Linked DNA regions of Homo sapiens: all the other regions are linked to region 1. A link is a contact called in ENCODE Hi-C or POLR2A ChIA-PET data. All regions are on one chromosome and are shown on one strand. The core of a region is the stretch at or near the end of the contact, and the rest is flanking DNA. Distances in the headings are between cores, read along the strand shown.

The links. Hi-C counts contacts between places; a loop is a spot of excess contacts on that map. ChIA-PET counts read pairs that join two places held with the same protein, here RNA polymerase II (POLR2A). Pooled maps may share reads with other maps.
Region 2: a pooled map shows a loop between it and region 1 (6-fold over the local background). The contact joins the enhancer-like site here to the promoter of HTATSF1 in region 1. A Hi-C loop is called at or near these places in 8 of 50 pooled maps. POLR2A ChIA-PET finds 5 or more read pairs at or near these places in 3 of 52 experiments (activated CD4-positive, alpha-beta memory T cell, activated T-cell and activated naive CD4-positive, alpha-beta T cell).
Region 3: a pooled map shows a loop between it and region 1 (6-fold over the local background). The contact joins the promoter of CD40LG here to the promoter of HTATSF1 in region 1. A Hi-C loop is called at or near these places in 10 of 50 pooled maps. POLR2A ChIA-PET finds 5 or more read pairs at or near these places in 6 of 52 experiments (CD4-positive, alpha-beta T cell, activated CD4-positive, alpha-beta memory T cell, activated T-cell and 2 more).

What each region holds. Positions count from the first base shown.
Region 1 is chrX:136,496,166-136,499,749 of GRCh38, forward strand. HTATSF1 (HIV-1 Tat specific factor 1) reads left to right here and starts at 1,427. Exons shown (of 9, transcript NM_014500.5): 1 at 1,427-1,705; 2 at 3,433-3,584. The coding sequence starts at 1,520. RefSeq lists a silencer at 768-1,437.
Region 2 is chrX:136,625,164-136,628,843 of GRCh38, forward strand. No RefSeq gene overlaps it. Among named protein-coding and RNA genes, the nearest start is that of LINC00892, 13 kb to the right of the region's middle. Within about 2 kb of position 2,353, at least 3 of the 41 ENCODE cell types and tissues checked have a DNase peak (open chromatin) inside an H3K27ac peak, as active enhancers do.
Region 3 is chrX:136,646,505-136,650,080 of GRCh38, forward strand. CD40LG (CD40 ligand) reads left to right here and starts at 1,654. Exons shown (of 5, transcript NM_000074.3): 1 at 1,654-1,900. The coding sequence starts at 1,745.

The sequences.
Region 1 (3,584 bases), core at 177-2,676:
ACCACAAACAAACGTTTTTTGGGGTTTTCAATGTTTTAGTGTAAAGAGGACCTGGAACCAAAAAGTTTGAGAACTGCTGTCCTCCAGCATCTCATATCTGTCAGGTGCCAACCATCTTAATTCTGTCTCCCCTGAGCTGTGCCTGTCTTGTCAACTCCTGGGTCGCCAGAGCCTCACGCAGTGCCCTGCACTTAGTAGGGGCTCAATAAATACCTGCCCAACTTAAAAATATGGACCTTTTCCTTTTCAGCAATGAGTGTAATTCCTGAAAACAAAGTTCTGTTTAGAACAAAAAGTATGCTGTGTCTTTCTAAAAGAATGACAAAGAAGCGGAGTTTCCCGGCCAATAAAGCTGGTGTTTACACTGGGATGTTTACATTTATGCTTAAGTTTCAAGTTCGAAGCTCGAGCGCCACTGAAATCTGCAGTACAAGAGGCAGGCAACTGCTGCCCTTTCCATCCTTCCCACGGAGTCGAACTCCAGCCAGAGGAAGGTATGAGACCGATAAAGGAGAAGGCTGACACCAGAAAAAGAAAGTTGGCCCTTCTACCCCTCATTCGTTCATTCATTCGCTCATTCCGCATTAGACACCAGAGCCGGTGCCAGGAGTTTAGGCTACCAAGATGAACAAGATCCGGTGTCTATCCCCGGGTGTCGTAAAGAAACAAGTAAAAGACGCGGTTCCTGAGCGGGGGAGGGGCCTTTGGGCGAAGGAGGCGCGTCGTTTTCTCGAAGCCAGAGAAATTTGTCCTGTCCGCCCCACCCACTCCCCTAAGATGGCGCCCTCGCGAAACCCGCCCGGCCACCCCCGCGAGGGAATATTCCCACGCCTTCCTTCCGTTTCCCTCCCGGGCCGGCCGATCCGCCGGGGACCCCGCGGAGCTCAAGGCCCTTGAGGCGCCGCGGGATCCCAGTGGCCCTCGCCCCGCCCCAAACCCGACCCCGGTGGGCGTCGACGCGCAGCAGCAGCGGGTCCCCCCAACCCCGGCGCCCCGCCTCCCCGGGCCTCGCGCCGCATGCCGGCGTCGGCGCTTTTTGACGCCATAGTGGGCGTGTCGGCGCGACCCGCGACGTCGCCACGCGCCGACAATGGCGGCTGCGTCGGCCTGAGCAGGGCTTAGTTTAGAAGTAATTTCCTGACGTTGCCGAGGGAGCCGCAGTCGCCTCAGATCCGGTCGGCGGCGGCGGCGGTGGCGGCGGCGGCAGCGCGCCTGCGCGCTCCCGCAGCGCCCTGGACCTAGCGGCGGTGCCGAGGCCCGGCGGAGCAAGCCAGGTGGGCGGCGGCGCGGCCGAGCTCACAGCATCAGCGCGCGCGCGCGGTGGGCGGGCAGAGAGGGGGGCGGTGCAGCCGCCGAGCGGCCGCGATTTCCCGGGGACTGCTGGGGCGCAGCGGGGAGGCGGGCCGGGGGGCGGCGGGGCGCGAGCAGAGCGCGGTTGACCTCCCTTTCTCTGCTCAGCTCCAGCGTCATTTCGGCCTCTTAGTTCTTCTGAACCCTGCTCCTGAGCTAGGTAGGAAACATGAGCGGCACCAACTTGGATGGGAACGATGAGTTTGATGAGCAGTTGCGAATGCAAGAATTGTACGGAGACGGCAAGGATGGTGACACCCAGACCGATGCCGGCGGAGAACCCGATTCTCTCGGGCAGCAGCCGACGGACACTCCCTACGAGTGGGACCTGGACAAAAAGGCTTGGTTCCCCAAGGTAGGAGAGTGCCACGGGCGCCACTGCAGAGCGGGCCGCCTGGCCAGCCTCGCGGGGCACTCCTTTTACGTTTGCTTTGCTGAGATCCTTGGTCCTTGGTCCTAGCCCCCTTGAATAGCGACGCTTCTTTTTGTTGTGTTTGTTGGGGCACCGATGTGTAAAAGAACGTAAATCTTTAGGGTAGTGTCTTAAATGTAATTTTTAAGTCTTTTCTATGCTTTATTAATCTTGTCTGTGAAGGTCACAGTTGATTATTACATGACTGCTTTTTATTGCAAAGAGGAAAAATACCAAGAACAAATTTAGTAGCTGTCCATTTCTGGTAGCCAACCCCACTTGTCCTAGGAACTCAGATGTTTAGCTTATGTACTATGTGCAAAATGCAGTTTCTTGATTTCTTTTTTAAAGTAGCTGTTTATATAGCTTTACTAATTGAACTTTCTTTGCACCTTGCTTTACTTTCCTAGTAAATTTTGTCCCTAGGCATATATGTTTGAACCATATAACCACAGGAATAAGACTGGAGATACACAGAATACAGATGGAAAATCTGTGTATGTTTGTTTGGAATACTTGGAAATTGCTAAGTATTTTTATTTCAGCTTCGAAGTAAAATAACTAATGTTAAACTTGATTCTGTAAACTTTGTGGTAAAAGTGCCCTTTTAATCTGGCTCTCATGAGCAGGAAAGGGCACACTAATAGCACACAAATTGACTTGCAAGTCAATGATACAAAACCTGTCTCCACTGCGCGACTGGACTGCTATTGTAAAAATTCTTTTGCAACTTTTCTTTCCCATTCTGTATTTGTATATATATTCCAATCCCTCCAGATTGTTAAAATTTACGATTTCACTTCTGTGTTGGTAGTGCTAGTTTGAGTGCAGATTTGGTTTCTTCAGCATTCTGAATACTTTTAACAAAGGTGTGATAATGGATTAATGTGTGACTTTATCCTTTTATGTTGTTGAAGCCCATACCTCTTCAAACTTTGGGTTTTACATTTTCCCCATTCCATGCCTGCCTAATATTGATTGGTATGATGATATAACTATATTTCTTTCGTTTTGCAATAACGCTTTTCCCCCAAAGGGGAGGAAGATAGATATGAGTTGGATTTGTCTTTAATTTGTTCTGATACTAAAATATAACGTCATTTAATTTGTGATAAAGTTAAAATGAGCATTTAGTTTTACAATTGTTAACCCCATTCTTTATATACCAAATCAGAGTTCTGTTCTGTGTGCTCTCTGCATACAGATATTTAAGTACTTATTGTACATGTATATTGGTGCATCTGTACAGTAAGAGAAAATTGGATTCTGTGGTTAGATTATTCATTGACTGTTGGTTTTTATTGTTTTATTATCTGGTTCTTCCTTTGTTGTATGTATTTGTAGCCTTAGTCAAGTAGTGTAGAGAGGTAGTAATTAATAAATGAAACAACTAGAAAAGGTGCCAGCATCACTTAAAATGCTTTAAATCGTATCTCAGACTTTTGCATTGATCATCTAAGTACTTGTGTCTTATTTTTTATCACCGTATGCACAATTTTCTATAGAAGGTGACTATTCTTGCATTTATACCTTAATAACTACAACTATTATCCACAGAAACACTTTTGTGTTAAGTTGTATAACTATGCTGTAAAAACACAATTTAAACTTCTTATGAGTGGAAATAATTTTGAATTTCTCTGTCCGGGTCTGTTGAATTGCTTGTGTAGATTACTGAAGATTTCATTGCTACATATCAGGCCAATTATGGCTTCTCTAACGATGGCGCATCTAGTTCTACCGCAAATGTTGAAGATGTCCATGCTAGGACTGCAGAGGAACCTCCACAAGAAAAAGCCCCGGAACCCACTGATGCCAGAAA
Region 2 (3,680 bases), core at 1,103-3,602, 130 kb after region 1:
GGCTAGGTAAGGTGACCAGATGTTCAAGTTTTTAATACTGTGTATATGTCAAGGGGTCGGGTCTCCTGGGGAAAGTTCTCAACAGAATAGATATATTCGAGGGCCCAGGGATCCAGATGTGTAACTGGATGTGAAATAGCTGGCTGGCTTAGCCAACAGAAATGACACTTTGTCCTTACAGCCTGGCACTCTGGCCCCAAGGAAGTCTGTGTTGCAGTTCAGTCAGTTTACAGGGAACAATGAAGCTGAGGGGGCCAGATCCTTCTTGTGGGTGCCCCTCCCCTGCTAGCACAGCCCATTCAGTCTAAAGCTTCTAGTGAGCAGTAATACTGGCTGTAGCTGGAAACAACAGGCCAACTGGAATCCTTGGCCATTGGTACACACTCACATGGAAAGCCCGGAAGGAAAAAGGACTCTCACTAGGACCATCACAGAGAGGAAAAGGCCCTGGGCTGAGTAACCTGGCATCTTAATTTTGTTCTCAAGGCCCTTGAGCAAATGACCAATGTCTCAGGGCCTCTGTTTGCTACTTTGTAAAATAAATGGGCTCTATAACCATCCTGCTAAGGTAGGCTTTCTCAAAGTAGCCCAGCATGGACCACTGGCAGCACAATCACCTGATGTATTTGTTCCCAGCCCGGATCCACTGGATCAGAATCTCTGGTGTTAGAGTCTTAGAATCTGCATTTTTAATAAGTTTCATTGCTCTAAGATCTCCTTCACCTTCACATTTCATGAGTCTATGATGTATTACCCACTCTGCCCCATCCCTATCATCTATTTAGAAACAGGATCATGCCTGGACCCCATGCTGCTCTTAGCTTCTAGTTTGATCCTTAATACAGCTGATGATGTCCTCAAGTGCTTTCTAGCTGTGAAAGCCATATTTCCACTTCCAGCAAAGAATGATCCAGAGCAAGGAGAAAAGCAAAAATAAAGCTTTAGTGAGAAATAGTTTTGAAAGTACTAGCTTAACATAAACTTTTGATATTGCCTGGCTTTTAATTTTCCAGAACCTGTTTGTCCCTCATGAACACAAACGATCAGTAGGTACCCTCACTATTTCCTTGAACTCATTCCTTTGACCAAAAAAAAAAAAAAAAAAAAAAAAACGGAGAGAAGGGTAGGTTCACTAATCATTTGAGTTCTACCAAACATCACATAATTGTTTTGCATATCAGTATTTTGTCCTTTCCTGCTAAAGGTCTTTCCTTGGGTTTGCAAATAGAAGTTTGAGAAGAGTCCTGGTACTGACTGAGCTTTCTTGGTAATGTCACGAAATTTCCAACCACAAAGTCAATCTTCATTTGAGTCAGAGCAATTAGAGGAAGACTAATGGCTGTGGACAAACTACTGAAATATTTTACTGAGGAAGCTAAGTAGGCAATTCAAATGGGAGAGACTTTTTGTAAGGGTGGAGTACCATCTGCCACCTTCTAGCAGGGAAATGAACAGAAGCTGTTCTTAAAGATGAGGAAAAAATTTGAGTATTCAAGATTCCCTCTGACGAACTGTAGGGAATGGCATTGAAGGATGTTTTACTGGGCCTTATTGTGACACCTGTTTTTCACAGTATTTCTATAATTCAAAGTTTAAACTTTGATTTTCAAATCATCTGGCATTGCCCACATTCCAGTACCTGGGATGCTTGAGTTTGGTTCCTCAGGAAAAGCTGCTTATTTCAATTGATCTAGGAAACTATTGACCAAAGTCAATAACTCTTGGGCTCAGTTTAAAAAACATACTGTAGAGTCAGTTAGAAAAGCACAGAAAGGTCTTTTTTTTTTAGCAGAATGTTGGCTAAAGGGCTAGTACCCTGTTTAGAAGTCAGAATAGCTCTTAGTATACCCAAAGACACCAAATGTTCAAATGACTTTTTTCGCTTGAGAACACAATGGTGCTGGTGGCTTTGTTATTTCCTGAGGTTTGGCAGCCAGTGATGAAGATTTCCTTGTATCAAGAACATGCTTCTTTCATGTAATCTAGGATACTAAAAAGGGTCCATCCTAATAAAAGAGGCCCATGATGCAAATGGTTTGGGTTGGCAATTCCTGTGCAAATCAACAACCACAAATTATAGATTTCAAAGAGTCCTAAGCATTAACTGGCCTCTAAGTAAAACTTAGGGTTAGAGGTTTTCAGCAATGTGACAAAATGCAGTCATTCTTATCAGGATTATAGAGTCTCAGTGACACTTCCATCAGCTGAGCCAGTTAGTGTCAGAAAGATTCTGCTTCTCATGTTGGGATTTAACTTGATGTCCTCCAAGTTGCTAGAATCTTCTTAATTGGTTACCACGGGGGTGGGGTGTAAACCCACCGGGGCACACTCTCCAGCAAACCAAACAACCAGATTAAAAGGATGTGGGAGAGGCTTACACACACACAACCCCCACATCAAGGCCACTGAAACACCTCTTTAGCTGGGAGTAGGTCATGTAGGTGATAGGTGCCAATATAGGATCTAAGTTTGAGGGTGGGAGACTTGGGTCACTAAAAATGACTCATCCAGTGGTACTCATACATACTCCATTTCTCGTGAACTTGATGCGGCTCATGCAGCTCCAACTTAAGGGTCTTTGAAGAAATGACTATCCCTGCCAGAAAAAGTAAAAGCTCTTTGAGGACAGAAGTCATATCTTGAACCTCTTAACCTTGTATCTATTGCAGAGAAATAGGAGAAAAAACACAATTTCACAGTGATGTGATGTCATTAAAGGGAAATATTTTATCATCTTGCCTTCTAAAACAGTGGCTATTAAAATATGAGGCAACATAGAAAAACGCTTATTAGGAAAGGCTAAGTGAAAAAAAGCAGGATGCAAAAATTACATGTATTCTATTATTATAACCATGAAAAAAATATATAAAAATAAGACTAAGAAGGAAATATGACAACAATAGTTATGTTAGAAAGGTAGGTTTTTGAGTAATTGGTAATTGTATTCCTTTTCTCCTTTTTTGGTAATATTGTTAAATTACTTTTATGCTTTTTCAGAATTTTATTTAAAAGAGGGGTTTCTGTGCAGGTATTATACAATCAAGTCCCCAGGCTGAAACCATGAGTTGATTTTTCCCCTCACCTACCCCAGTCTTCCAGAAACAGAGAATCTCAATGGGTTGAGCAATAATCCATCCTCTAAGGGTTGCCCAGGAGAGGCACTCAGCTGGGCTCTTGGCTCTCAGTAATAAGGCCAGAGAAACTGAGTCACCCCAGCCCAAGAGCCATCAGCCTCATTCCCTTCTGTTCCTCTAAGTTGAAGCCTTGGTGCAACCCATTTTTATGAGTGCCTGCCAGGGTGGTTTTAGAAAGCTGAGCCTCAGGAGGAGGATAAGGAACAGTTGGGAGCACCCAATTTCAGCTCAGTGTGGATGGTCCTCAAGTAGGGAAGACAGAGGAAATGTGCATTGGGTACAAGATGGCGCCTCCTCTTCCTGGGAAGGAAGATGACCTTTGTGGCTAAGATTTTCCACTTAGAGCTTTTCCTGGTCTCACAGATCATCAAACGAATCACCAGATTTACCAAAATATTTTTGTGGGGGCCGCTTACTACATTGACCAAAAATATCTCAAAAATACGTTTAAGCCCATTTAGCCATTGTTTATTAAAAAAATGCGGAGTGAAGGTATAGGGCACCAAAGATTCATACCTTGCCCTTGTTCTGCAGCTCATAAACTAA
Region 3 (3,576 bases), core at 404-2,903, 150 kb after region 1:
GAGGTTGGACAACAACTGTTTTTTCAAGTTGGTCACGTGAACAAATCTGTGACCTTCAGCCTCCCCTCCCTCGGGTCTTGGCTGAGCTGATTGCAGGGCCCCTGCAGCTCTGGCACTCTCAAGTTGTATAAAACTGACAGTGCAGAAGTCCTTGAGCCCATTTTGGCTCTCATGATAATTTTCCTTCAGTGGAACTAAGGTTACTTGTCTAAGAACCAAAGCCTCTGACTTGACTGATCAAAGTTCATCACGTGCATCGAAGCCACCTACTTGGCAGATGTAGTGAAAAGCTACATAGATCTGGGCCCAGGACAGGATGCTGGGGCGTGGGAGGGGAAGAAAGCAGGTGCTAACTATATAGATAGCATGCCTATCAGAGCAGTTTTTACGTTTCCTATTTGTCTCTCAAAACAATTTTATAGGAATCATCAAAGCAATTTTATCATGGTTTCTAGACCAGGTTTGGATGTGAGGTAGGGATTTCCACAGCTGCTTTTAGTTTGAAGGAAATCTGATAAGATGATGCAAAAGCCCTTCAGAAATGTGTAATCCTACACACTTCAGTGATTCAATTCATTGTCAAAACTTAAGGTGTTTTTAATATTGTTATTGTTCATTTGGTTTTTACCAACATGTAAGGAGTTGGCAATTATTTGTTAAACTCATGTCTTAGGCTAAATAAATTCCAAAAAATTCAGGATGAGAATTGTTTATTGCTTAACGTGTTTCAAATTTCTTCCATGCACATCTTTATTAGATCTTCACAGCAACCTACAGGATAAGCAAGACAGGTGCAAGTGCCTCCTTTGGGTATGAGGAAACTGAGGTCTAAAGAGATGAAGTGATTTGCCCAAGGCTCATAGCAATTTATTGGTAGAGCAAAGACTAGAATTCAGATCTCTTAACTGCAGCCTATTTTCCCTATTCTGAACTGTTACATCAGCATCAACAATTATCTAATGGATTGGAACAGTGTACACAGGCAGCTTAGCTACGTCAAGTCACGATTTTTACTTTAACTTCAATTCCAGAGTCTTGGCCTGATTTCCCTCAAGACCCTACTTATCTTTGCCTTTGCAAAATTTATTTTTCTTGCATTATCTTTCCAGCTAAATTTTATTTAATAACCATCAGCATGCTTTTTTTGCTTTATGCCATGTAGACTTGACCTGAAAACCTGCCAGGCTTTCATTGAGTTTAGTGATTAAAGAAGTAAAGTTCTGAGAAGCAATTAGTTGATGGGACACCAGTCATAAAATCAATCCAAACTTTTGTTGACATGTGTTTCTTTCTCCATATACCAGGTTCCCGCTTCGTATTAGTAAGATTGAAATTGAAATAAGTCTATTGCTGGTGGATGAATTTGTCACTTTCCTTGAAACTGGTGAACCCAAAAAGTTAGACAGTGATAGGAAAATACTGCCATTGTCTGTTAAGAAGTCTATGACATTTCAAGGCAAGAATGAATATATGGAAGAAGAAACTTGTTTCTTCTTTACTTACAAAAAGGAAAGCCTGGAAGTGAATGATATGGGTATAATTAAAAAAAAAAAAAAAAACAAAAAACCTTTACGTAACGTTTTTGCTGGGAGAGAAGACTACGAAGCACATTTTCCAGGAAGTGTGGGCTGCAACGATTGTGCGCTCTTAACTAATCCTGAGTAAGGTGGCCACTTTGACAGTCTTCTCATGCTGCCTCTGCCACCTTCTCTGCCAGAAGATACCATTTCAACTTTAACACAGCATGATCGAAACATACAACCAAACTTCTCCCCGATCTGCGGCCACTGGACTGCCCATCAGCATGAAAATTTTTATGTATTTACTTACTGTTTTTCTTATCACCCAGATGATTGGGTCAGCACTTTTTGCTGTGTATCTTCATAGAAGGTTGGACAAGGTAAGATGAACCACAAGCCTTTATTAACTAAATTTGGGGTCCTTACTAATTCATAGGTTGGTTCTACCCAAATGATGGATGATGGTAGAAACCAAATAGAAGAATGGTCTTGTGGCATAATGTTTGTTGCCTAGTCAATGAAGTCTCATATTCTTGTCTCTGGTTAGGATCTTGGGATCTGGAGTCAGACTGCCTGGGTTCAAATCTTGGCTCTGCCCATACCATCTCTGTTATCCTGGGGCAAGTGCCTCAGTTTCCACATCTGAGAAATGGGGATGGTATTGGTGTCCATTTCATAGATTAAGTGAGTTTAGCCTTGTAAAAAGCTTAGGAGGGGGTCTGATACATAGTAAGCACTATGTACGCACTAGCTATAATTATTTGCTAAAGTTCTGCTTTAAAAGTAAGCTATTTTTTTATGGAGACAGCTTTTTTCTTTTAAATTTCCAGCTAGGCAAGAAGAGCGTCAATTTGATCTAAAATTTCATAATGCTTCAGATTAACATAGACATGGATAAGTCCCAGAATTTGCAGTCTTTTAGTAAAAGTAGCATTTTCTGTGTAATTCTTCACAAGCACTGATTGTAGTTGCAGGATGCTCAGTCTCCCTCTGAGATGTTTTACATTTTTAAATGGTTAGACTTGCAGGAACAAAAGAGCAGAGTAACTTAGTAGGCTGTTTTGCATTCTTAGGAAAAGAAAACCATCAGGACTTATTTTGTTTTCATGTATTTTTTCACTTCCACTGAGGAGTATAATTGGCTGGTGTTGACAAAATACCAATCATAGATGTAAAGGAGAAAGTTGATTAGTTTTCTGGCTGTTCCTAAAATTCTGGATGCAGGAACTGTGGCTAGAAAGCATCTGGATGATTGCACTTTATCAGGGATACTTGAGTGTCCTCTCTTAGGATCTGGACCTAGAATTAATGTCATGAGATTTTTCTAACAGGATAAGGTGAGGTAGTGAGGGCTGAAGTCATCCACTGGGTTATCCAAATATTAGGTTTCACTGCTGACAAAAGAGGGGGCTTCTGGTCTGGTTGGTTATTTGTGTTTGGCCTGATGTGCTCTGTCAATCAAATGTATGGACATAGGCCTAGCTTCTAAAGGGGCAATAGTGACCTCAGTGGACTGATATTTACCGTACTATTTACATGTGCTCTTAATTACAGCAGAAGCTGCCAGCTAACTGAATCTTGTTTTGAATCTAAAAAATCTACTCTTAAAGCAAGAAAATGGTATAAAATTAGTTGATAATGCAAGTGAATTCTGTACATTTAATTATTCTAAGACATTGGAAAATAAAATATCTTGTTACTTTGAGGATAAAAGATGATTTCTTTAAAAATGCAAATGTTTTCTACAAATACTAAAGTTAAAAGGGAGAGAGATGTAATTAGAACTCGTTAACTGACACATTGCAAATTAACTTCTTTTTATAAAGCACTGCATCACAAACACTAAAATGAAGTGGGCAAATTAGCTCTGCAGAAAACTATTTTCTAGGCTGATGTTTATAATGACCAATCATTACTGAAGCAATGAGAAATGTGACAATTACAGAATATTGCTGCTATAGTATGTTGAAAAAATATGCATTTTGTAGTGAACATTTAGTAGAATAGCTCTGATTTCTACCTGGAGTTTCTGATAACATGACATCTTAATTGCTGT